Linked DNA regions of Homo sapiens: region 1 is linked to region 2. A link is a loop called in an ENCODE intact Hi-C map of the cell type or tissue named here. Cell type or tissue: Panc1. All regions are shown on one strand. Links, peaks and the distances in the headings refer to the core of each region. The heading gives the core; the rest is flanking DNA.

Evidence for each region. Hi-C counts contacts between places; a loop is a spot of excess contacts. Peaks named below come from ENCODE experiments on the same cell type or tissue, not always from the same donor. Only the 100,000 strongest peaks of a DNase experiment are listed, where the experiment ranks them.
Region 1: it touches region 2 in a loop (10-fold over the local background); 9 of 110 quality-filtered maps call a loop at or near these places.

The regions. Positions count from the first base shown.
Region 1 is chr4:18,683,808-18,695,955 of GRCh38, reverse strand. All of the region lies in intron 2 of LOC105374510 (a long non-coding RNA gene), which reads right to left. Among named protein-coding and RNA genes, the nearest start is that of LCORL, 670 kb to the right of the region's middle. RefSeq lists an enhancer at 3,355-4,288. In Panc1, for the core only: CTCF peaks have their summits at 6,245 and 6,450 (motif pointing left); a DNase peak (open chromatin) is centred at 6,495.
Region 2 is chr4:20,540,128-20,552,275 of GRCh38, reverse strand. SLIT2 (slit guidance ligand 2) reads right to left here. Exons shown (of 37, transcript NM_004787.4): 20 at 10,657-10,823; 21 at 9,650-9,782; 22 at 6,177-6,245; 23 at 3,717-3,788; 24 at 3,148-3,219; 25 at 1,378-1,449. Among named protein-coding and RNA genes, the nearest start is that of MIR218-1, 18 kb to the right of the region's middle. In Panc1, for the core only: CTCF peaks have their summits at 7,174 and 7,388 (motif pointing right); a DNase peak (open chromatin) is centred at 7,475.

The sequences.
Region 1 (12,148 bases), core at 2,277-10,276, 1.9 Mb after region 2:
TTGGAGTCCCACAGCCTGTCCATCTGCATGCTCCCCCTAGAGGTTTGAGCAGGAGGGCACCAAAGAAGCCAGCAACACCCCATCACACACCCTGTGAGGGGGACAAGGGAACTTTTCCTGTTTCATATATATATATATATGAATACATATGCAATTCATCCACGTACCCACTATACAAGTCATTCACAAAACCAAAAACCACTTGTACCCCAAAAGTTATTAAAAAAAAAAATATATATATATATATCCAAAAATATAAAGACAGGATTACACACAAAAGCAAAAGCACAATTTAAATTTTCATTTCATAAGTTACAAATTTACTTAATAATAATTAATAATATGGGTAGTCTGTTACATAGTGAGAGCCAATTGTAACAAATGGCTTTTTATAAGATTTTACAGTTTATCAAATAAAATCGAATATAGTTACCCAATTAGTTCTTACAAAAACCCATGAACTGTAGAGGTGTGTGTTACTGTGATCAGCCTCAGTTTCTAAATAAGTTCTGGGGGTTCACAGAAGTTAAGTCACCTAATCTTATAGGACTATATATATATATATATATATATATATATATATATATATCTTTTCTCGTGCATGTGTGTGTGTGTATATATATACACACACACACACACAGAGAAAGAATGTTCTTTTCTCTACGTGTGTGTGCATGCACACACACACACACACACATCCCTTTTCAAGGCACGATATTGCATATACCACATTTTTTCTCCTACCACTTGCCTAAATCCAATTACATGATGAAAATTTACTGGAAGGGAAGCTGGTGAATAAGGTCTTTAGCTGGTTATCTATGTGGCATTTGAAGCTTCTAATTGTATAGAAGAAATACAGAAAGTTACTGAGGGAAGAACTAATGGTCTATGCCATAGTAGAGTTTGCATAAACTCACTTAAACGGAAAAGTGGGTAGAAACTCCTTTTATATGATGAGATAGCATTGTGTTCTGGGAAAAATGTGAAAGAACTTAACAGAACCTCTCCTACCAAGTCAGAAAGTCAAGTAGAGAAGTTGAGCGGGACTGTGTCACTGTCAAGGATCCCTGTGGATGTGGTGGCACTTCTGATCCCAGAGGCCACAAAGATAAAAACTCTACAACAATAGTCAGGAATAGAGAATTATGTAGGAGGACCCCTGAGAGGCTCAACAAAATGGCAAAGAAATGACTTGGCCTAGAGGAAATTATAGGATTAGTTCACTTTTTAGTCCCCACCATATACTTGCTGAATCTCAGAAATAGTTAAGAGGATCTAGAGTAAATTAAAACTTTTTCTTTATCCCTTCATTTGGATCTGTAAAAATCAGACAGGAAGCCTCACTGACAGGATTCATTTTAACCGACACAATCGACACAAAACCAGCCGAAATCTCTCCTTGTAAACATGAGCAAAATGAGAGAAATTTTCAGACACATAAAAGATGCTGTTCTCCACTGGGCACAGTGGCTCAGGCCTGTAATCCCAGCACTTTGGGAGGCCAAGGCAGGCGGATCATGAGGTCAGGAGATCGAGCCCATCCTGGCTAACATGGTGAAACCCTGTCTCTACTAAAAATAAAAAAAAAAGCCGGGTGTGGTGGTGCACGCCTGTAGTCCCGGCTACTCGGGAGGCTGAGGCAGAAGAATCCCTTGAACCCGGGAGGCAGAGGTTGTAGTGAGCCGAGATCATGCCACTGCACTACAGCCTGGGCGATAGAGCAAGACTCTGCCTCAAAAAAAAAAAAAAAAAAAAAAAAAAAAAGGTGTTCTCTAAAAGAGAGAAAGTAGTCAGAGGAATGTGCATGTGTTTCTCACTGCTGCAGCAAGAAATCATATTTTTTAAAAATATCTAAATTTTATTTCTAACAAATTAGAGAAGGCACACAGCACAGAATGACTGGAATAGGCAATCATGAAGAGATAACTATCTAAGATCAGGAAACAATACCTAGCAATTAAGCATATCATTGATGAACTAAAAACTGCAATGTAGATAGTAATTGAATAGAATGGAAGAAAAAATAGTAAAGGAGAGAGTAGCCTAATAAATTATTCTATATGTCAGAATGAAAGGATAAAGGATGATATATGAGAGAAAAGATTAAAATAAAACATGAAGAGGTGTGTGTAACATGTATTTAATATAACACCTCCCATCTTGAAAGGTCCTCCTCAAAACAAGAACAATTAGGAAAAAATGAAGTATCCTCACATATATACTCAATAGTATTTTTCACATTCAAAACTAAATGACGAGTTAATGGGGTGCAGCACACCAACATGGCACATGTATACATATGTAACTAACCTGCACGTTGTACACATGTACCCTAAAACTTAAAGTATAATTAAAAAAAAAAAACTAAAGGAGAAAAATATCTCTATATGCACCCACTCAAAATAAAAAGGAAGAGAAAGAAGGGAGGGGGAAGAAAGTAAAAGTTGTCTTTTAAATTACAATAATGCAAGTTCAACTACATAAGGAATCTGCAGTCTTGTTCGCTAGTCTGCAAAACCTAGGAGGGTGCCCAGCAGACAATGGGTATTCAGCAAATATGTCAAATAAATGAGATTTTAGTGTTGTGCGTAAACAAACATTTGACCCAAAATTTCTACAACAAGCTATGTTGCTGCCTGGTATCAGGACAAAGGAAACATAACTTTATAGGAGATTTACAAAGTACACTTTCCTTCCATACCCTTTGTAAAAAAAAAAAAAAAAAAGAATAGTCAATTTGCATCACAGTCAGCTGAGAAATGAATAAAAGTATAGCCTTCAAGTACTTTTACAATGGTACCTAACCACGTACATGAACACACACACACACACACACACACACACACAGGAAATTTAAAAGATAATTTTGTAAGCATCAATCTTTTAAGGGTACTAAAATATCACTGGAATAAATTGAAAATACTATACTAATTACCTCAAGTTTCTACATATAACTCCTTATATAATTGATGAAATGGAAATTGGGATCACTCCAGCCAAAATCATGTCCTTAAGTGAAATTTTTTAGAAAATAAAATAAATTTTTCAAAGAGCCCACTTCTAATTGGTACCAAAATATAGACATCAACTATGGAGACATTATGGTATTAAAAACATATAGTAATGAGAAATAAAACTAAATATACTATAAGTTTGAAGAATTATTAAAGTTTATACACTTTAAAGCACATGAGACAATACTTTTTGCAAAGAATTATAACTAAAACATAATATATAAATATTCATATATTTATAATGGTAACATTATAATCACAATATAAAGTACACATTTACTATTAATATGGGTTTTAAATTTCAGATTTTATCAACAAAAATTGGGATTTGGTTTGAAAGTAGCAAAATAAAACCATGTTAGTTTCCATTGTATTCGGGAAGAGTATAGGTATAGAAACATATACATATGTTTTTTTCTTGATGATAATTTCAAAAAATGTCACATAAACTATACCTAAATACCCAAGGTAAATTCACAAAGAGAGGTGTGCATTGAATTGATGGGGCTGTAGTTTGCCTAAGCTGGTATTCAGATACCCGGAATACACACTGACCACTTATTCACCCCTATACTTTCTGGGTCCACATGCCTGGCCTTTTGTGGCTGGCTTGCCAAAATGGATTTAAGAAAATCTTTTTCCTGGGGCATCTGGAACTGAAAAGGTTGTGCTACCTGCTCTGAAATTTGCATCCTTCAGCAGTTTCGTGCAAATAAAGGATTTCCTCATCTGCTCTGTCCATCATCTGTGGTCTCTCTATGTCTGCTTCAAAATCACTTGGCAGTGGACACATTGACACTGCCCCTGCACCAACACCTTGCGCTCACCCCCACTGCATGCCACAAGCCCTGAACCTTCAACAGCTGCATTGTATTGTGCTTACAAAGTTCAAATTGCTGCTAAAATACCCTTTGGCGCTATTCCTCTGTTACAACATTTTGACTTATCTGGACCTGAGATGGCTCACGTGGCGATTTCTGGCCAGGCCCCCATGGTTTCCAGCCAACATTTGCAAATATAGTTAGGAAGACATCCTCTTCCCAGAGGTGTGCATCAGGAATAATTACAGAACTAAGAAATCTTCCATCTCACTAGTTCTGGTTAGTGGCCTTGAATCTGAGAGCCCCCTCTTGTGTTTAAATCAACTTACATTTGCATGCAAGTGTGTGTGGGGTTCCAGGAATTCATAACATGTCACATCTCACAACAAAGCCACCCTGTGAAGGACCAACCCAGCAGGACCTAGAAATGTATCCATGGTCCCCATCCTGCCCCCTGCTCAGAATTCTCACTCCCTGAATCACCTCTCAGACCGAGCCAGGTCTGCAGCGCTGTTAAAAAGCCACTGTATTTGCTTTCTTGCTTTCCCTTGCTTACTTTTCACACCTTTCCTGCTTTGGGGGGAGGTGATCCGGCTTTCAGATGTAAAAGAGCCGGCTTCTGAGCCCTGGGTTCCACCGAGGAGTGAAAGTAAACAGGAAGGGAGAAGGCTCACAGAAGTCTTTATAACCTGTATGTTAAATTATGTCAACAGGATGCTGAGAACAGGATCTGTTGAGGAAATTCCACAACTAAATAATGAAAGCTCCATGGTACCTGAATGGAGAGGTCTGGATGGTATTCCCTTTGATCTAACTACATAGTTATAAGAGAGCTTGAAGGAGAGAGTTTCGAAACAAAGAAAAAAAGTAACATTCGATAATCCAAAGAGTAAGGCTATTGGTTAGGGACGGCTAGACTTGGTTCCCACTTTAGAGGCTGAAACCAAGCCATGGCTTCAGAGAAACAGAGTTTCTTTTGATTCTGATTAAGAGTTTAGCTTTTGGGAGAAGTGATGTGTGGTGCTGGTTTTCCCACAGTGTTTTTGTTTTGTTTTGTTGTGTTTTTGTTTTTTTTTTTAAGTTTCTGTAAAGGAACTCACTTCAGCCTCAGAAGAACACATCCAAGTTAATAAAGAGATATGAGGGGCAAAAAAAATATTACCTCCCTCCTCACCTACTCTAGGGAACACATCCCCATGTGGGAATGCTTAAACTTCCCCCACAATCTTTCTCAGAGACATCAAAGGATGTTGACTTAGGTTTAATAGTTTACAATTGGAATTTGTCTTTATGAAAATGCAGGGCTGTGTAATTTATGGAAATTAAGCATGCATGCATCTCCATTGTGCTAGATGCATTATGATAGAGTAGGATTAGGCAGAAAGACAGGGACTTCATGACATATTAAAATACTTTGTGTCTAAACACTGCCCAGAGACTGAAGAGGGATTTAAAAAACGCTACTGTCCATGACAAGGGCGGGGGGATTTCAAGTGTGACCTAGTTTTGTTGTTGTTGTTGTTGTTGTAATGGAAGGAAGATAGATTTTGGTATATTTGTTTCACATTTTACCCTGAAGACCACATGACATATCACTTTGTTTTATGTTAAGAGGGATTCTTCTTAGAGTGTTGTGTTGCTTTGCAAATGGAAAGGCAGGGCTATGCTTCCAATGACTCTGCCTTGAAATAATTTAAATTTAGGCCAGAAAGTTTAGCAATTTATGATAAATATTGAGAATAAGCAAATTTGCAATTTTCAGGGAAGTCTGGAAGATTCCTTTTTCATATTAATAAAAGGTTGCTCAGTATGAACCATGCAAGTGGAAAAATTTCTTTTGGTTGAAACACCAAATCTGCTATGTTAGATTTAGAAGAAATACATTTCTTTTCCTTGATCTTAAATTTCTTGGAAAGTACTCCTCTGAAAGTTTTAGAAATAAAATAGTCAGCAACAATAATAATCATGATAACTGGTAATAATAATAGCTTTGCCTGTATGCATGCCATTTGTTTTTCAAAGATTAACCACATACATTTACTTAGTTGATCAAAGCACCTTCCCTTGCCTGAAAATTCGGTTCAATTTACCTTGAGAATATTTGGTCTCAGGCAGTCACAACTGGCCACAGTAGGAATGGCTTTTAAACAGCAGTGAGCACCCTGTCAGGAATATAACAAAGTTTAGCAGGTGTTGCTTTGGTTTTCTGGAACTGTAAATAAATTCCAGAGATATTCATACTTACACATGCTGAGGGCTTGGCGAAACTGTGTTCAAAAATCACACACCACTTAATAAATGGGTTCATAATTTCTTTCAGCTAAAGACACTGTGGATGGATATGCAATGTCTGATTAAAAATAAGGAATAGGGATTAATTTTGATTATTTGGAAAGAATGTGGCTGCATATCAAATAACGTCTTTAATCTGACTTTTTAAAAAACTGGCTGAAAAATCACTGAAAAGCATGGAACCCAGTGGAAAATTGGATCAGATGTGCTATATTTATAGCCACACAAATAAACACATTTCGAATTCTGTTTGTTGGAAGCCTTTACTGTTTTGTAACAAGGTAGCGCTCCCTTTGAAATGGGAACCCTGCCATCTAGTGAGCATTTTGGGTATCGCATCTCAGATCATTCCTCAACACAAATAGGTTAAATTAAATCTTGAGTTATTTTAGAGTTGCAGTATATTGTAAGTATTTATAGACGGAGAAATTGAAGGAAGAGGGTTGAAAGATTTTTTCAAAAAGGCTCACATTAGTCTAATGGCAGTGTTTTAAATAATATCAAAATAACTGGGTTCTCAAACACAAAAATGTATTATTCAATAGGCACAAGATTAACTCTTTCCTTTTATCTAACAACATTTTTGCTATATAAACCACTGGTTATTCAGTGAAGACCTTCTTAACTATTCACAGTTAGTCTATGAAACAAATTCTATATTATTTTTTAGTTAATTATTCCAGGGGTTAAATTTCAATGGTTCATTAAAAAATGATTTGCTTTTGGCTTCATTTTTGCTTTTGGCTTTCTTTCATGAAAGAAATAATGCATAGTCAGATAATAATCTGAAATATTTGTATAATTCATCGAGTCTTTAACTTTTCTATTGAGTTTCTTAAAAAAAATTGACTGGTCTTGAAAATCATATCACTGTGTGTGTTAAAATTCATTGACATAAATACATGTTTTAAAAAGAAAGCTTTAACCAATTTGTGAAGGAGTATTACTTCACTAGGAAGAATCACACAAATGGAAAAAATAATTTTCTGTCATTTTAAAACATTATCTTCAAGTCATAAGGATTCTCAAGTCATTTATTTAACAAATGCATGTTGAGTCTCTACTAGATATCAGTCACTGGGAGATAGGGCATTTCTTCTCTTCAAGAAGTCTGAGGTACTAGGATAGGCAAACATACTAAGGGAGGAGACCACCCGTCATATTGTCTTATGCCCAATTTCTGCCTCCAAAGAAAGAAGAAGTAAAAACTAAAAGACAGAAATGAATTCCACAGGCAGACAGCCCAGCGCCATGCCCTGGGCCTGGTTAAAGATCGACGCCTGACCTAACCGGTTATGTTATCTACAGATTCCAGACATTGTATGGAAAAGCATTGTGAAAATCCCTGTCCTGTTCTATTCCGTTCTGATTACTGGTGCATGCAGCCCCTAGTCGTGTATCCCCTGCTTGCTCAATAGATCACGACCCTCTCACGCAGAGCCCCTTAGAGTTGTGAGCCCTTAAAAGGGACAGGAATTGCTCACTCAGGGAGCTCAGTTGTTGGAGACGTGAGTCTTGCCGAAGCTCCCGGCTGAATAAAACCTTTCCTTCTTTAACTCGGTGTCTGAAGGGTTTTGTCTGTGGTTTGTCCTGCTACAATACAAATAAATAATTATGTATGTGTCATGGACTCCCTCATAGAAGCACGCATAACATACACAGTGGAAATCGGTCAGCAGTCATGATGCTGGCTAGAGAAAGTTTCATAGACAAAGAGAAATACTTGATTTGGAGCAACAGAAGTTTCCCAAGTTAGTGATTAAGCATATTTATGTGTTTGTAAAGTTATTTTTTAAAAAAATTTTAAGGTTACAGTTTTAACAAATGCAGAAATGGTCCAAACCATTGACATTTTAAAACAATAGGGACAAAATGAAGTTTAAGAGCCCACAAAATTCCAGTCCATGTTTCATGATTTATTTCAGTCAGTGAATTTTCTATGTATACTAAACATACGGATATTTTGAGTATGTTTCTAATTTTTGTGATTATTTATGATGTGCCTGGTCTTGAATTTACAAGATTGGCTTATAACAATTATTTTCAGGATTAACATGGGGTAATTATTTGATAACCTTATCTTTTCAATAGTTTTATTGCTGATCAAAGTACAGCTTCCCAAAGTTATTTTTAATAAACTATGTATAAAATTCTTCTGTATTACTGAAGTAAATTAAGCAGTTTTTTATAAAGCTGATGGTATTTTGAGGAGCAGGAATGGAATGTATGAAGGTCAGAATTGTGAGGCATCTTGATATGATCAGGAAAAGGAATAGTTTAATGTGACCAGAGTATGTGTTTACATGTGGACAGAACCAGATATGAGGAGGGAGTGGGTAGGGGCAGATTGTTAGGAGCTGGTCGTTACTGGGACATCAGATAGACAAAGCTTCAGTTAAATGCCCTGTTGGTCACCACCATCCCACAGGTGTTTACCTCTCCAGGTCCAGAAGAGATGAAATATCATGGTGAAGTGGAAAAAACACTGGGCTGCAAGTCAATGTAAAGAATGGTTTGGTTTGATTAAGCCAAACTAGCGCATCTCATCCTGTTCCCTTTTTTTGTTGAACACAAACTTCCCCTCAGATATTATTTTATTGGTAGACTTCAAGAAAAACAAAAGGTTTTTCTTGAAGTTTCAAAAGTTTTCTCAGTTAGATGTCATTTAAAATATGTTTTAATATAGTGTAATTCACATTTCAAAAAGTGTTCCTAAGGGAACACAAATTTTGATGAATTTTCATAAGCAGGGATACCCATGTAACCAGCACTCATCAACAAAACAGTAACTATACTCCACACACCTACCAGAGTTTTGCTTATTTTTAAAGTTTCTATTAATAGAATCTTTAAAGTATGTTCGTTGTTATGTTGATGCCCTTTTTAGATGCTGTACTTAATATAGTTACACACGTTTCTTTCCTGCAAGAATTCTCTTTGGAGGAGAAGCTGGGTGTGCAGTGCTCCCCAGGTGACGACACCTAGGTTCAAAGTCAAAGTAATCATCCCTGAGTTGTACAGATGGTGCGCAGCACCAGTGTTGTTAAAGAGTTTGATTTTAGTGCATATATTCTTTCTTCTAGTCCTGGAGTTGGCAAATTTGTTTGTAAAGAGCCAAATAATAAGTATGTTAAGTTTTGCAGGCCATATCTGATCTCTGTTTCTCCTCTTCCTCCTCCTCCTCCTTCTCTCCTTCTCCCCCTCCTCTTTCTTCTTCCTTATACCTCTAACAATGTAAACACCACTCTTGGCTCTTTAGTCACACAAAATCAGGCCTCCAGCAATATCTAGTCCACAGTTTGCTGACCACATCTGAACCTGGCATGATTTCTAAATCAACAAAGCATCGAAAATAGAATCACTCTCTTCTCCCTAGCACAGGAAGGGAGCTAATGTTTCCGATCTCCGGAAAAGTCATTTATTGATGATTTTTTGGGTTCATTTTTGAAGCACATAAGCCATCTTCTTGGGTTTCTGCATGTCCAGGTTAAGCCTGTGGCTCAGTCCCATGGTGATCTCATGAGAAAGTCTCGTGTGACTGATGAGGTCTGGTTGGGCCCCTGCCAGGGTCAGCCCTCTGCACCTAGCTTTTCAACTTATCCTTCCAAGACCCCTCATCTGTTCTGAGCAGGAGAATGTGCTGCCAATCCTGAATAGAGCTGTGATCCTCCAGGGAGGGAGTAGGTTTAGAAAGTTTATTCCATAAACCCACTTTCAGGTTTGTTGTCAAGAGTGCAGAGAACTGGCTGTCTGCAGCTTATTGCTCAGATTCACTATGCACAGCCCTGAGGAGGAAGAAACTTTCCTCTTCATTTTCTGAGCCCCACATGAGGAAAGTTCCAACAGTATGGTAAGAGCTGGTGTGCAGTAGGAGAAGAAGTGGCCACCGTGTAGTAGGGACGATTTCATTCTCACCTTGGACAGGAACCTGAAATGACCCAGAAGCTCAAGGCCATGATGGTTGATCTCATGTGTGTTCACTTCTCTGAGCTATGATGTCCAGACATTTGGTCAAACACCAATCTAAATCTTAATTTGAATATATTCTTTAGATGGGATGAGGATTTAAATCAGTGCAATTTGAGAGAAGCAGATGACCTTTCTTTATATGGTAGACCTCATCCTTTATATGGTAGACCTCATCCAGTCAGTGGAAGGCCTTAAGAGGAAAGACTGAGGTCCCCAGGAAAGAAGAAATTCTGTGTCCAGACTTCCTTTAGACCTGGACTGCAACCTTAACTGTTCCCTGGGTCTCCAGACTCCCAGCCTGGCCTGCAGATTTCAGACTTGCCAGCCCCCGCAATCGTATGAGCCAATTCCTTAAAATAAATCTCCCTATATACATACACATCCTGTTGATTCAGTTTCTCTGGAGAACCCTGACTGATACAGAGGTATGCCCTCTGTATTAGTAGCATTAGTAATGCTACTTGCATTACTTGCAAGAAAAAAACGTGTCACTATATTAAGCTCAGCATTAGGAGCTGTTCCTCCTGTTGCCATCTGCCATAGTGCCTTTGGGCAGCTTCTGGTCTTCAGGCCTCTTCTCCCATAGGAAAATCTCCCTCACACTTTAAGACCCTGTTTGAAACTATTCCATTCCTTTAAGTTGAGTGAATCTACTCATATTCCAGGGATCAAAAGGCAAGTAACCAACATCACTGCAGTGTTTGCAGAGGCCCCTCCCCAGGACTTCCTTTGAGTCACCCACTCCTATTTCACTCCAGTTTCCTTTCTGCTCTTCAAACTTTATTTCCTTCTACGTGTGGCCTCGTTATTGCCCTTTTGCAGCACTTTCGAGTTAGTGATGGTAGCAGAATTTCTCTGATTTGACTTTTGAAAATCCTCCGATCTCTCTCTCTCTCTTGTGTGGCCTCTGCTTTTTTTGTGACAAGTAGCATTTTCTTACCCTATTTGTGCCCTCTCAGGATATGTCCATAGGCCCAAGGCACTGAATCTCTAGAATGAGAGTAAAAATAACTTCCATGCAAGCTTGGAGTAAGGGGTAAATGGTACATTGCCTGTAAAATACATGGAAGGTGCAGAAGTCTTGAGGGCTGGCACTATTGGCACTATTTTACTGTCATTAGGAGGCTTTGATAGTCAGGACAGAAAGCAAGGCAAAAAATGGCTCTAGATTGAGGCACCTGAAATATGCCAGTCCTCATCCTTCTCTGCATGATAAGGATTCCGGTGACTGTCTTCAGAGCTCCTTCTCACTTTGCGACCCCCTCCTCTAGTTGGTAAAAGAAACTCTTCATAGACTCTGACTTCTGATGTGATGATTGCTTATCTGAAAATGATATCGCGCTTGAGATTTTGTTGACCACAGGCAAAGATGTACATATTATTTGGATATAAGCAACTGTAGTATTGCAACAAAGGCCACCAAGCAACTGCAGTATTGCAACAAAGGCCACCAAATTACTTATTATAATGCACCTTTCAACAATCCTTCTCCAAACACAAACCTGGCATGGCTTTCAAAAGCCTATCAGAAAAACGTCAGTTTTCAGCTGTACTTTCCAGGCCATCCACAATCTGCTCTCAAATCTATCCTTTCATACTGTTTTTCTTGACTCATCTACACAAATTTTACTCTTTATCGAACATGATCTACTCAATCATTTTTAACATACTTTAGTTGCTCGATCCCTTTAACTAAAGGACAATGTCTTTTGTTAACAATGCAACCATGTCCCTCATAGCCTGCTGCCTGATCATATCATATCCACTCTTCAAAGGACAAAACAAGCCTCTTCTATTGAATCCTCAAACACCATGATCTCTGATGATCTACAGTAGTTACTTACTCTTCTGCCTTGGAACATCTCAGTCATTCAGAAATCAAATTTATTCTATTTATGACATGGTCAAACGATGCTAAGTTCTGGGGACACACATTGTTAAGCTGTAAAACCCTTCTGCTCTCAAGTGAGGGAGTGGACATATTTTCCTGTGATACTGCTTTTGGTAATTAAAATTGGGACAACTTTTCTGCAACATAAGTGCTCACAG
Region 2 (12,148 bases), core at 2,605-10,604:
CCGCTCAGCTCAAGCAGCACCTTTCCTGTGAAGCCTTTTCTGATGCCTGACCATAACACTAGCAGAACGGCTACCTCCTCATTCAGCCTGCATTCTCTGCCTGAGGGCACCACAGCCCTGCATCTCTGAGCTAGTAGCTTCCTTCATATTGCAGCTCATGCACGTGGCAGCCATGGAGTTTGTAAAGGAGTGACTTAGAGGTAGGTTCTTGGCTCAAACACGAAAATGTAAAGGCTCTGCCTTCCTGGACCTAGTAGTTTAGTGGAAGGAATATTAATAGGCACCAGTCTGATAGACTGATGTACAAAACATCAATTGATAACACAGACTCTATAAGGCAAATGCAGACATAATGTGATTGAACATTGGATCTTCAATTCAATTCAAAGAAGATGTAAAAGCGTAGACTTTTGGGTGGCAAATTTTAAAATTCCAATCATATGTATATTTTTGGAGTGAAAAATGATTATTCCTTTCTCAATTTTGTAAAATCGTATCTTCTTGGAGTTTGTGGGTTTTCGAGAGAAGTGCAAAACCAGGAGAGGATATGGCAGGCAATCTCTTCTAGGAAACTGGGGCACAACTGACATTGCTGTTTAGGCATAGTTAAATAGATAGTTGCCACCAAGCACCCAACTCAGCATCAGCCAAGGAGGCTTTGGATCCTAAGGCTGCTGGCTGAACTTCCTTCTAGGTTTGCCATGATCTTAACATTACACCTAGTAATAATAAAATCATGGAATTTGACCCAAATGAGTTTTTTGGACCACACTTATCACATATTTTCAAATGGTTATACTGTACTTCCAAAAACTATGGAGGTACAAACAAGTTGTGATCAGAGAAAACATAAAGGAAAAGCCATTTCACCCAATCTAAGTATTTGGCTGTGTCTTACTTCCAAACTATAGTCTCGAACCATGTTGAATTTATTTTTGTGTGGTGCCACAGTTGATGCTGAATAAGTAAATCCACTTTGAGCAAATCAGGAGAGGCTTCATAGAGAAGGTGATACTTGAGATGTGACTTAGAAAAGCAGGGTTAGGATAGATAATTAAAAGGGAGCTGATGTTCTAGAATCAGATAATAATGAGAGAAAAAGCATAGGCTAGTAAAGTTGGAGAGCCATATTTGTAGAAGAGACATGTTTAGCTAAGCAAAGATAATTCGACTACTGGAAAATAAGAGCCAGAAGGGAAAATTAAAGCCATCTTGCAGAAGGCATCATATCCAGTTTGAAAATCTTCACATTTTCTTTAAAGATGAAACCAATTACATCTTATGATGTTACAGTAAAATAACTGGCAGAGGAATGTTCCAAGTCACTCATTAGGAAGTGTTTGACCCTAAACCTATATTCATAAACTAGGTACTCACAGATGTGATAATGCAGAAAGATCATTGAAAGCACCTTCAGGCACAACAGAAATGTCATTTCCATGTAGAGAACTAAAAGAAAGAAAAAGAAAAATTAAACTTCCTATATTTCTGAACTCATAGACTCCAGAGAAATTCCGAGACTTTAGTTTATAATAAGCATTTTAAATGAGTGCAGAAAAGACGGTCTATAAAATAAACAGTTTTGGTACAACTGGATACCTGAGAAAGCAAATGGCTTCCACCTCACATTATGTGTACAAAATAAATTCCAGAATGAAGAATTAAATGTAAAAATAAAAATGTATTAAAAGAAAATAAAGAAGATCTTCCTTTTATAAATGTGGAGTGAGGAAGGCTTTCACAGGCTCAGTTATAACATCCAGAAACCATCAAGGAAAAGAGGGAGAAATTTTTGACAACATAAAATATATCCAAACAATAAAATATTCCATATAAGAAATAGAATAATATATATTTGCAACTTATATAAGATATAAGGATTAATTCTTTCATTTAAAAAAAACCCCTGCAAGCATAGAGTAAAGTAGTATATGCATAAAGATATCTACATTAATAAGGAAAATATAAAGTACCCAACAGAAAATGGGGAAATGATAGATCAAGCTCATTAGAATAAAAAGCACGAGTGCTTAGTAAACAAATAAAATATATTCAAATGCTCTACTAATTGGAAGTGCAAATTAAGACAGGAACGCAGAATAACTTTGAATCTGTCATATGGACAAAAATAAAAGAATAAATAATATTCAGTGTTTGCAAGAGTGTTTTGAAAAAGGTACTCTTAAATAGTTGGTGGAAAAATTAACTTCTAAATGGACAAAGTCTTGTCTGGGGAATAACAAGACAGTTACTTTTGGAATCCTTCCAATATACTTGACAGTACCTTCCCACACACCCTAAATTCTTGCTGAAATGCCAGCACATTTGCACCAAGAGGAATGTATAGGATGTTCATTAGAGTACTGTATAGTACTCATTAAAATTTGAAATTAAACCAAATCACAGTAAAGATGAAGATGATTGAATCAGTTCTGGTTCCTCCCACCAATACAACAGTCTCTACCAGTTAAACAGTTGAGTTATATATATGTATAAATATATATCTATTCCATTCTTATATATATATTTTTATTCATATATATGATAGACTTGAAATATTCAAAAGCATATGTTAAACAAAAATAGACAATGGCAGAACAAAAACAGATCCTATTAATATCTGTGGCTTTTAAAAGCTATATAGCCATGGGCCTACATCTATTAGAATAGAAAAAAATGCATCTGAAAAAGGACCAGAGAGCACATCAAACTGTAAATTCTGAGGCAGGAGAGTAGGATCAAGGATCATGTTTTATTTCACATATTTTAAAGGACATTTCACAGTAAAAATGTTTTCATATACTATGTAATTTCTAAAGAAATTAATTTTGAAAGTTTCTCAATTTTGAAAGTTTCTTTCAAAGTTAATTGAAACTCTATAAACCATATGTCTTAATGTTACATATAATCAAATAAATGACTATAACAACAATCAGTATTACTAAAAAGGAAGTTATATTGTCCAAAGCAAAGCTGTTGGACAATGATACTGTAAGAAATGATTTTTCTATTTCCTAATTTATAATAAATCCTAATGCATGTATCTTCAAGCACCAAGAATCAACAAAGCAGTTACATCCTTAAAAAGACAACCCCAAACTCAGATCTCTGAGAAAAGAGATATTCTGTTGAACACAAGATGCTTACAGTAATCGAAGAGACTTTAATCCATCAAAGGTGCGAGGAGGAATACATCTCAGACGGTTGTAACTAAGAATTCTGAAAGCATACATATGTCAATTTGTTTTATTCAGAAATCCAAAAATGGCCAAATACTTCCAAAAATAAAGCAGTTAAGGCTTATTAAAGCATCTTATTAACTGATAGTGTTAACACACAATATATTGTTATTTTTTGTGTGTTGTCTCCCTAACACAACATACTTATTTCCTAAATACAACCTAGAATGCTTCCCGCTGCCTACTCCTGCCCAACTTTGGTGCGTCAGCCGTCCCTTCCCTAAGGTGGATTTTCCCTATCTTAGGGATCTCCCCTAAGCCCCCCACAAACACAAATTATTCTTTGTTTTTTTTAATAGAACGCAATACTTTTCCTAATGTCTACATTGTTCACGTATCGTGGTTTTGTCTGTTTCTCCCAATAGAAACATTCCTTGAGGGTAGAGACTGTCTTGTTCAATAGCAATGTCCAGCATCTAGAGACTGCCTTTTGTCCATTGAATTAATGAATACTCAGTACCACACTTTCACACTCACAAGGTGAGGAGCTGGGTCATGTTGCTGAAGCTCTGATTAGAAAGCGTGCTTATTCTGTTGTTACTTAAGTCTCTAAAAGAGAAAAAGAAATGGAGTACACTATTAACCACAGAAATGAAAATATTAGTGATTCTTAGAAGGAGAAGGGTCTTCTTATAGTCATAGCAGTATTGTTAGCATTCAGCTGTTATCTGAAAACAATAAAACAGTGAACGACCCACTGGAGTAGATTGCAATGTTATTCATGATTATTTACACCTCACTGTTTTGAAATTAGGAGTGATTATATATATATGCATTGCTTTAGCCAATGTAGTGTACGTGCAAGGGGTTGGTTCACTTCAAAGCAGCAGCTTCAGAGCAGAGTTTATTTGCCCTTATCCCTCTGCGCCCATCTCCATAAGGCTTTTGATATTTTACAGGGAGCTTCCTTGGAGGTGACTTGCGATAGACAAAATTTTGCCGGTGGGAAATAAACCCTTATCTTCAAAAGTCCTATCAGATACACATACTTTACCCTCATTGATACATATGTTCACTGATACACAGACTCAAATTTGATCACTGAAAGAACCCCTGATTAATTACATTCAAAATGTCATCAATAAAAACGTCTGTGCTCCTGCCCCTGGCTGAGTCATGGTCACACAGTAGGTCCTCAATAAATATTTGTTTAATGAATGTTAAGTAAATGGGAGAGACGTTGAATTTTTACCAATGTTAAATGGCTACTTATATGTATAGTTTGTACTATGGGTCGTAATTTACATTTCATGAACTTGATCTTATTCTCATTATATATATAGTGTATATATACACACACTATATATGTAAAAAATATATTAAAATATATATACAATATGTAATACTAATATATATTCACCATTTATAATAACTAAATATATTCACTAATTTTTTTCTGAAGCAAAATGCAAAATATATGAATAAATGGAAGATTCAGAAAAACCGAGGATAATCTATTCCTTTATTAAAATATCAAAATGTCAGTAAAATGGACCCATGAAATTGTGAAAATGTTAAGAATCTGAGAGGAGCTTTATACTCATATTTTTAACTGCTGAAGAACTATTCCTAAATTTTAAAAATAAAAGTATCTGTATTAGCAGAAGTAACTTGCCTAGAGTTGTATCATGAGTCACTAGTAAAACCATTTTTGGATCCACAAATCCTCATTTGTCATTTCGAGCTGGCTTGAAAGTAATCACATGCTGTCCCACAAATGACCCAATTCTGCTAAAGTGACCCTTTGGAAATTGCAGCAATTTAATGGTTTATTTAACAGAACAAAATGTATGTAATCAGTTCTTGCTGCTATCAAATAAATAACTAGAAGCAGAACAAGACATCTTAGAGGATATCTTTTTCCATTGTTTAATCATTTGTCATTTAAATACTCCTATTTACTTTCTATAAAGTGTTTGATTTACCCATACTTTCAAGGAAAGTGATCAGCAGCAATTTTAACTAGCTTCAATGTACCTAGTTTACATTGGGGCATGTAATATTTTTTGCTACTTAGGTTTGTAGAATTCACTTAGAAATAAACCTTCTAATTCGTTAACCAGTAATCTGCTTCTTACGCTAGTAATATTTACTCTAAAATTAGATAGACTTAAACAAATGATACGGTACTTTCTATTAATATCTACTATCTTTTTCCTGATTTTTTGTGTTCTGAAAAGTTTTCTCAATTACCAATAAGGCTACTTTAAAAGTATAGTATTATATGTAAAAGATTATATCAATTTTTAAACATTGTGCATGTAACTAGATCAAATGTTTGTATATTTAAATATCTTCTTGTATTTACAACTTAAGGGTTGTCAAAGGTTGTTTACATTAATAAAAAAAGAGATGTTATTTTAAGCTAAAAAATCAAAATTTTGAAATTTATACTCAAAATGTTAGTATCTTTGTCAAGTTTACTTAAACACTACATGAATATATATGGATTTTCTAAAATACATTTTAATACTGGAAACCCATAACTTATTTAACAATGCTTTGTATAAGAAACAAACATAATAAACTACATTTACATTTTTGGGAAAGTCATTACCACCTACCATCTTTCGCTTAAAGTCAAGAATAAAGGCATCGTTTTCTATCTTTCCTTCCTTAGTTTGTCATAAAATAACCCATATTCATTATCAATAAAAATCTGCAGGTTTATACATTTTCATAATTCTCTGACTACTCAGACTTCGTTGTATTTGTGCTTTTTTGAATAGAGGAGGACCTCTTGCTAAGACACTCCATCGCCTGATCGATATTCAATGAAGATGTAGCCAGGGGTCCAGAACCGCAATGAGCAAGGAGGGAAGCATCTAACTGTGAATGATTTGTATTATCTGGAAGGTTCACTAAATCTTCTGTCCCTTGCCATCCCCATTTTCTGGAAATAGAGTAAGTCAAAGAAAAGTGCAATATGTTACTCACATAAGTGTTAAATGTTTGTAGTTGGAGAGTTCCTTGGGAACCAGTGTAAATTGGTTTCCATCCAGATACCTAAAAACAATGGAACAATATTATCTTCTTACAAAGTAATGGTGGCCTTGAATAAAATAAGTAAACAGTACTTCACTCTTAACTGAGGCAAGGAACCCCTTGGCAATTTTTGCTTTAAGATGTCGTGTTCCAAGCATGGATTATTATTTAAGAGAAGTAAAGAAAAAAAAAAAGCAGAGTTGTCCACGAGTCCAGTTCTTTGTGGTTTATCTAACAAGGCAAGCCCAGCATTTAGCCATCTGTGTGCAAGCAAGGAGATTCATTCAATTAACCGTACTTTTAGTCAGCCTTCAGTTTGCTTGTGTTTATGTGGACACAATACCATGAAATTCATTAACTAGTAACAAAACCTTGCTGCTGTGGCCAAGACCACTCATTGCTGCCTTAATATGTGTCAATACACTTAGTGAATAACAATGGACACATTAAAGGCATATTTGCGGATTTGAACATATTAGGTTTAAGTTTAAAAATAGTTGTAACCAGCATATATCTTCTTGGTGATGATAACATTAGGAGATTTTATAGAATATAAATTGATGAAGTGTATAAATATATATATATATATATATGTAACAGCAATAATCAAATAACCATATATAAGTAAACTTTCCCTTCTTATTAGAGTCAGAAGAATAATCAGAAAATAGGTTTTGGGCTAACTGGCAGGACAGAGAGATAATCGAATGCCTGAAGTTATATCTATTATGTCACAATAAGGAAAATAAATTTCATCTCCTTCCAAGGCTGTTTTTCCTAGAACGTAGATGGTGAAGGGTGCAAATGTCATTCAGAAACTGGGGCCATCTGGCTATACATGTGCCCACAGACACTTCTGGGACATTAAACATGTGGCCGTTCCTACCCCAATGTTGTGGTCCATTTCAAGATTCCAGGTTGAAGTTGGTATTTTTTCTGGATATAGAAATAGCTGAGAAGTTGTCTAAGATGATAATTTATTCCCAATATTTCAAAATAAAAACAATGATATAAAAGGCACCAGTTATCAGAAAATATAATTAATGTTTGATAAATAATTGGGTCTATGTTATGACTCATCATGTCTACCTAAATTTTCTGACTTGATATTTCTTCTTCGACCCCTCTCCATTTTTTTCTTTCCTCTACCTAAGTTTTTCTTGATACCACTAGAGGGAAGCATCACCCTATATAGTTCAGCACTCTCCCTTTATTCCAGAAAACACAGCAGAAGGTCAAGATTCAGAATGTGCGCTATGAATGTTTATATGTAAAATAATCTAAGGCGGAAGTTATATGGAACTGATTAAAAATAATGGATACCATTTGTTAAAACTAGTCCACCAATAATACTAATTTTTGCCAAAGTCTTTAATTATTTAATGTAATACACATATGAAATTCTTCTAATACATGCATATATGTTACTGCTAAGAAGGATTCTGCTGACTTGGTAAGGTTACAAGAATAAGCTCTCCAGGGGGTAAAACTTGAATTCAAAACAGATAAGCTAATATTTTTCTCATCTCTATGACAAACTTTCTTTGGAAAAAAAGACTACTTTTTAATAATTTGTAGTAAAATAGATTGAAAATTCAACTTTTTGAATAGTTGAAATATGCTGTAGATAGCACAGGGTATGCACCAAGCAGGATGTCCAATGGAGCTTAGTAAGAAATGTTTAAAGTTATTTAATGGGAATAGAGTAAAGTGACCAATACATAGTCCAGTTAAAATTGTAGAAGAAGGGATTTAGCATCAAAGGTGGTCTGAGTGTAAGTTCTTCATTGGTGTACTCCTAAAATTAATGCTTTGGACACAGAATATTCTTTTTTTATTTTTTATTTTAACTATCTCTGCTTTATATTTTATTTTTTTACTATACTTTAAATTCTAGGGTACATGTGCACAACATGCAGGTTTGTTACGTATGTATACATGTGCCATGCTGGTTTGCTGCACCCACTAACTTGCCATTTACATTAGGTATTTCTCCTAATGCTATCCCTCCCCCATCCCCCCACACCAAGACAGGCCCCGGTGTGTGATGTTCCCCATCCTGTGGACACAGAATATTCTATAGGCATCTAGCTTTCCCACAGAGGAGGGTTTCGGAATATCCCTATGTGATCTTCTGAAATAAAAAACATTACTATAAGAATTAAATATTTAATTACACACATATACATATAAAATAGTCCTTCCAGTTGATTAACCAATGTGATTGGTAGTGAGAGAGGACCTAAGCACTTAACAGCAGTTCAAATCTAAGAGCCGTGTTCTAAGCACATGTGCTAAGTTTGTGCCTTTTTCCTCTAAGTGTTCTATTCAGGATCAAACTTAGGGTTTAAAGAATTGCATGTGATTTGAAAATAAGATCCTTAAAAATTGAAATGACATGCCCTTGAACCTCATTACCTATGTTGCACACTGTCAAAAGTTTGTCAAACCTGCTCATTTGGAATATGTGTGTGCATCTGCACAAATAACTGATACACATCTGCATAAATTACATTTGGGTTTAAATCATTATTGATCCATAGTTCCACATAGATAAAAAATAAACAGGCAAAGTGACTCAATTGTATTCAGAACAAGCATATCCAGAATATGACAGTTTAGAGACAAAGGAATGGAATGAATGGGGCATGGAAGCATCATTATTCTGGCAGCATATTCTCTAATGAATTCCATTCTGCAACTGTAGCATGAGGCAGCCAAGGGAGCGTGGGCAGTGCAGAAGAAGGTCGAGATGTGTATATCCTGGCCATATAATTTGTGGTTAAATATCAGTTATGAAAATGTCAAGGATAATTGGTCCCATACCCTTTAGGATCTAAAGGACTTTGATTCAAGCCTCCAAAAGCAGCATCTCTTCTTAAGGGAAGAGATTATGCTAGTTTCTTCCATATACCAGATAGTTATTTATCCCATGTGGTAAAATTTTCTCCTAGGGGTCACAGAGGTAAAAAAAAAAGTTTCCTGTACAGAATATCCTAGACTGTAAGTAAATGAAATATAAAGCATTTCCCAAAGTGCATTCCATGGGCCATTAGTCTTGTAAGATGCTCCATGAGAAAAGGGGTATAGGAACAAATAAATGTGAAAGATACCTTATATTTTACCATTGTTTCTTGAAGAGTCATAGTACACTTTAGCATAGTAAAGGCACTGAGAAATCTTATAGCGCACACACACACACACACACACACACACACACACACACACACACACACACAGCAATTCCCAAGGGCCTCTAAAGTAGCTTTTGCATTACTTATTTACCATTTTACAGGATAATAATTAACTGGCCTTAGAATATGATTTGTAAAGAAGATTGTAAAGATTTTTGTCCATTCCTCTGGGTGTATGAAACATTTATCATCAAGGAAAAAGAAAAGAAAAGAAAGACAAGCTCTACTTACAACTCTGTGACATCTCTTGGAATACCTTTCGGCAAGACCTTCAAACCCTTGTTGCTACATCGGACGACTGTATCCAAGCAAGTACATTCAGTAGGACAGCGAGAAAGTGGGGAGCAACTATTGTCATCATTTCCTAAATCGCAGAGGAAATACAGGAAAACCAAGATTTGTGGTCTTGAAGGTGCTAGAAGGGATTTTATGCCTTTAAATTAACTTAACAAACACAAGAGTCTTAAGCTACATAATCATTTATTTGCGGGACATTCAGTATTTACTAATTGATACCGTAAGTTCTATATAGCACTGTTTTCAGACTGCCTAGGGAAGAATTCTGGAAAATGGCTTGCAATTTGTAAACTGTAATTACAATTACCAATACAATGGAAAATAGTTATTTGTACAAATTATATTTTTAATTACAATATGTAAATGCAAAGTGAATTACAGAGAAACGGCACGGAAACAGATATGAAGAGACATAAGGGAATATATTAACTTAAAAGTTTAGGTTCCTCATTTATAAAGCTCAAATTAGCTCTCTGTTCATTGGCAATAATAATAGAACTTGTTCTATGTACCTGATAGGGCTATATGAGAATCAAATGTGATGATATAGAAAGAGCATTAAAAAGTGACAACTAGTATTTTTGTCAGATTTACTAAAACTTCTGTAAGTTAATTTCTTTTCTCCTTTGAAAATGGTAGGTACTAAAAAACATGCCTAGGGTAATAAAGAAAAGTTAAAATGAAGCTATATAAGTAAGACCAACCACAAGTTGGAAACTAGAAAATCTAAAACATTCAGAAATGCACATCAAGTAGACTCAAATGTGGAAGGCAAGTCTAAGAAAGTAAGTGTCCTGGCACTAAAACAAAACCCAAACGACAAAGCAAAAGATACACGATCATTATTTGCTGAGCTGAACTATGCTGTAGATTTGTGCAAAGCTGCATCAGAACAGGCATGTGAATGCCTGACAATCAAAGAGTTGATAAGTATTTCTTACCGTCATCACAAGTGAAGTCCTGAATGGCCACATCCTGGATGGGTATTTCTTTCAGGAAGTATGGTTTTTGACATCTAGGATTTCCCGTGACAATTCTCTTCTTTCTCAGCCACTCTCCCAACCAAGCCAGGTAGCAGTTACAGTTAAAAGGATTGGCCAAGAGGTTTCTAAGAGCCACAGGCAAACGATGCACAGTTTAGCCTGGGGTTTCATCTTCTTCCTTCTCTAAACCCCAGCTACCCTTCTCCACGCTATTTCCGCTGGAATGATTCCTTCTTCTTTGCATTCCCTGTCCCCATTCTTACTCAGAATCACATGCAGTATATGAGATGCATTTTTTTTTTGATAAAATATTTATGCTTGGAACTTAAGCAGTAACAACACTTTTACATAAGGTAATTCTTCACATGATTTCATGCAAAAAATAAGGTAAGGTAGAATTTGGGGTTTATACAGTGGATCCTGATAGATATTTCATTTAGAAATAATTTAAACTTGTCAGAAATCTGACTTGCTGTCAAACTTCGCACTGATAATGCAGTAATTTAATATAAAGATGAAGGCTGATTACCTTATATTATTGAGTTTAACCTGACAACAGCTAATTCATTAATTTGTCATCTCAAGATTTCCATCTCTTATTTGCTCTAGAGAATAGGTTTCCCATCTAAACTGACAGCTGAGTTGATTAAATGCCAGTTATAAAAATGAATTTACTTCTACAAATTTCAATACTTCTGGCATCTCACCACTTCAGCATAAACCTATTGACAATCTCATTATTTATAAACATGCCATCTTTAATATGTGCAAATTAGCCACTCGATGTAAAATGTCACATTTTATGCAAAAAGAGGATTAAGTACTTTCCTGATGGATGGATGCTTCTCTCAAATTATTTCTTCACTGACTTGAGCTATGAACTTTTTTCTCTATCTTTATTCCCCTCCTTTTAAGTTAGATTAGTAGATTTGCATGCCACCGTTACTGAGAAATCTTATCAGTTAGATAATTAATAATTTCAAATGCTGCTTTTTAGATACTGACATATAAGAGACCTGAAATACATTGTTTGGAGGTGTGTGGCTTTTTTTACTTTTAAATTTTATTTATTTATTTATTTACTTTTCTTGAATTCTGTCTATAGGCCTACAAATACTCTTTATTTTTAAGCTGTCTACAAAAAATATTCTCTTGGATCAGCTCAACCTATTTCTTCAATATTTTGCTAATATCATAGTAGACCCCCTCTAGTAAACAGCTTTTATTTTTGATCTGGTCATCCTAATATATCTACTGTCATTTCAAATGATTCTTTTTTTTTTTTTCCTTGAGATGGAGTCTCGCTCTGTCATACAGGCTGGAGTGCAGTGATGCGATCTTGGATCACTGCCACCTCCGCCTCCCCAGTTCAAGCAATTCTCCTGCCTCACCCTCCCGAGTAGCTGGGACTACAGGCACCTGTCACCATGCCTGGTTAATTTTTTTTTGT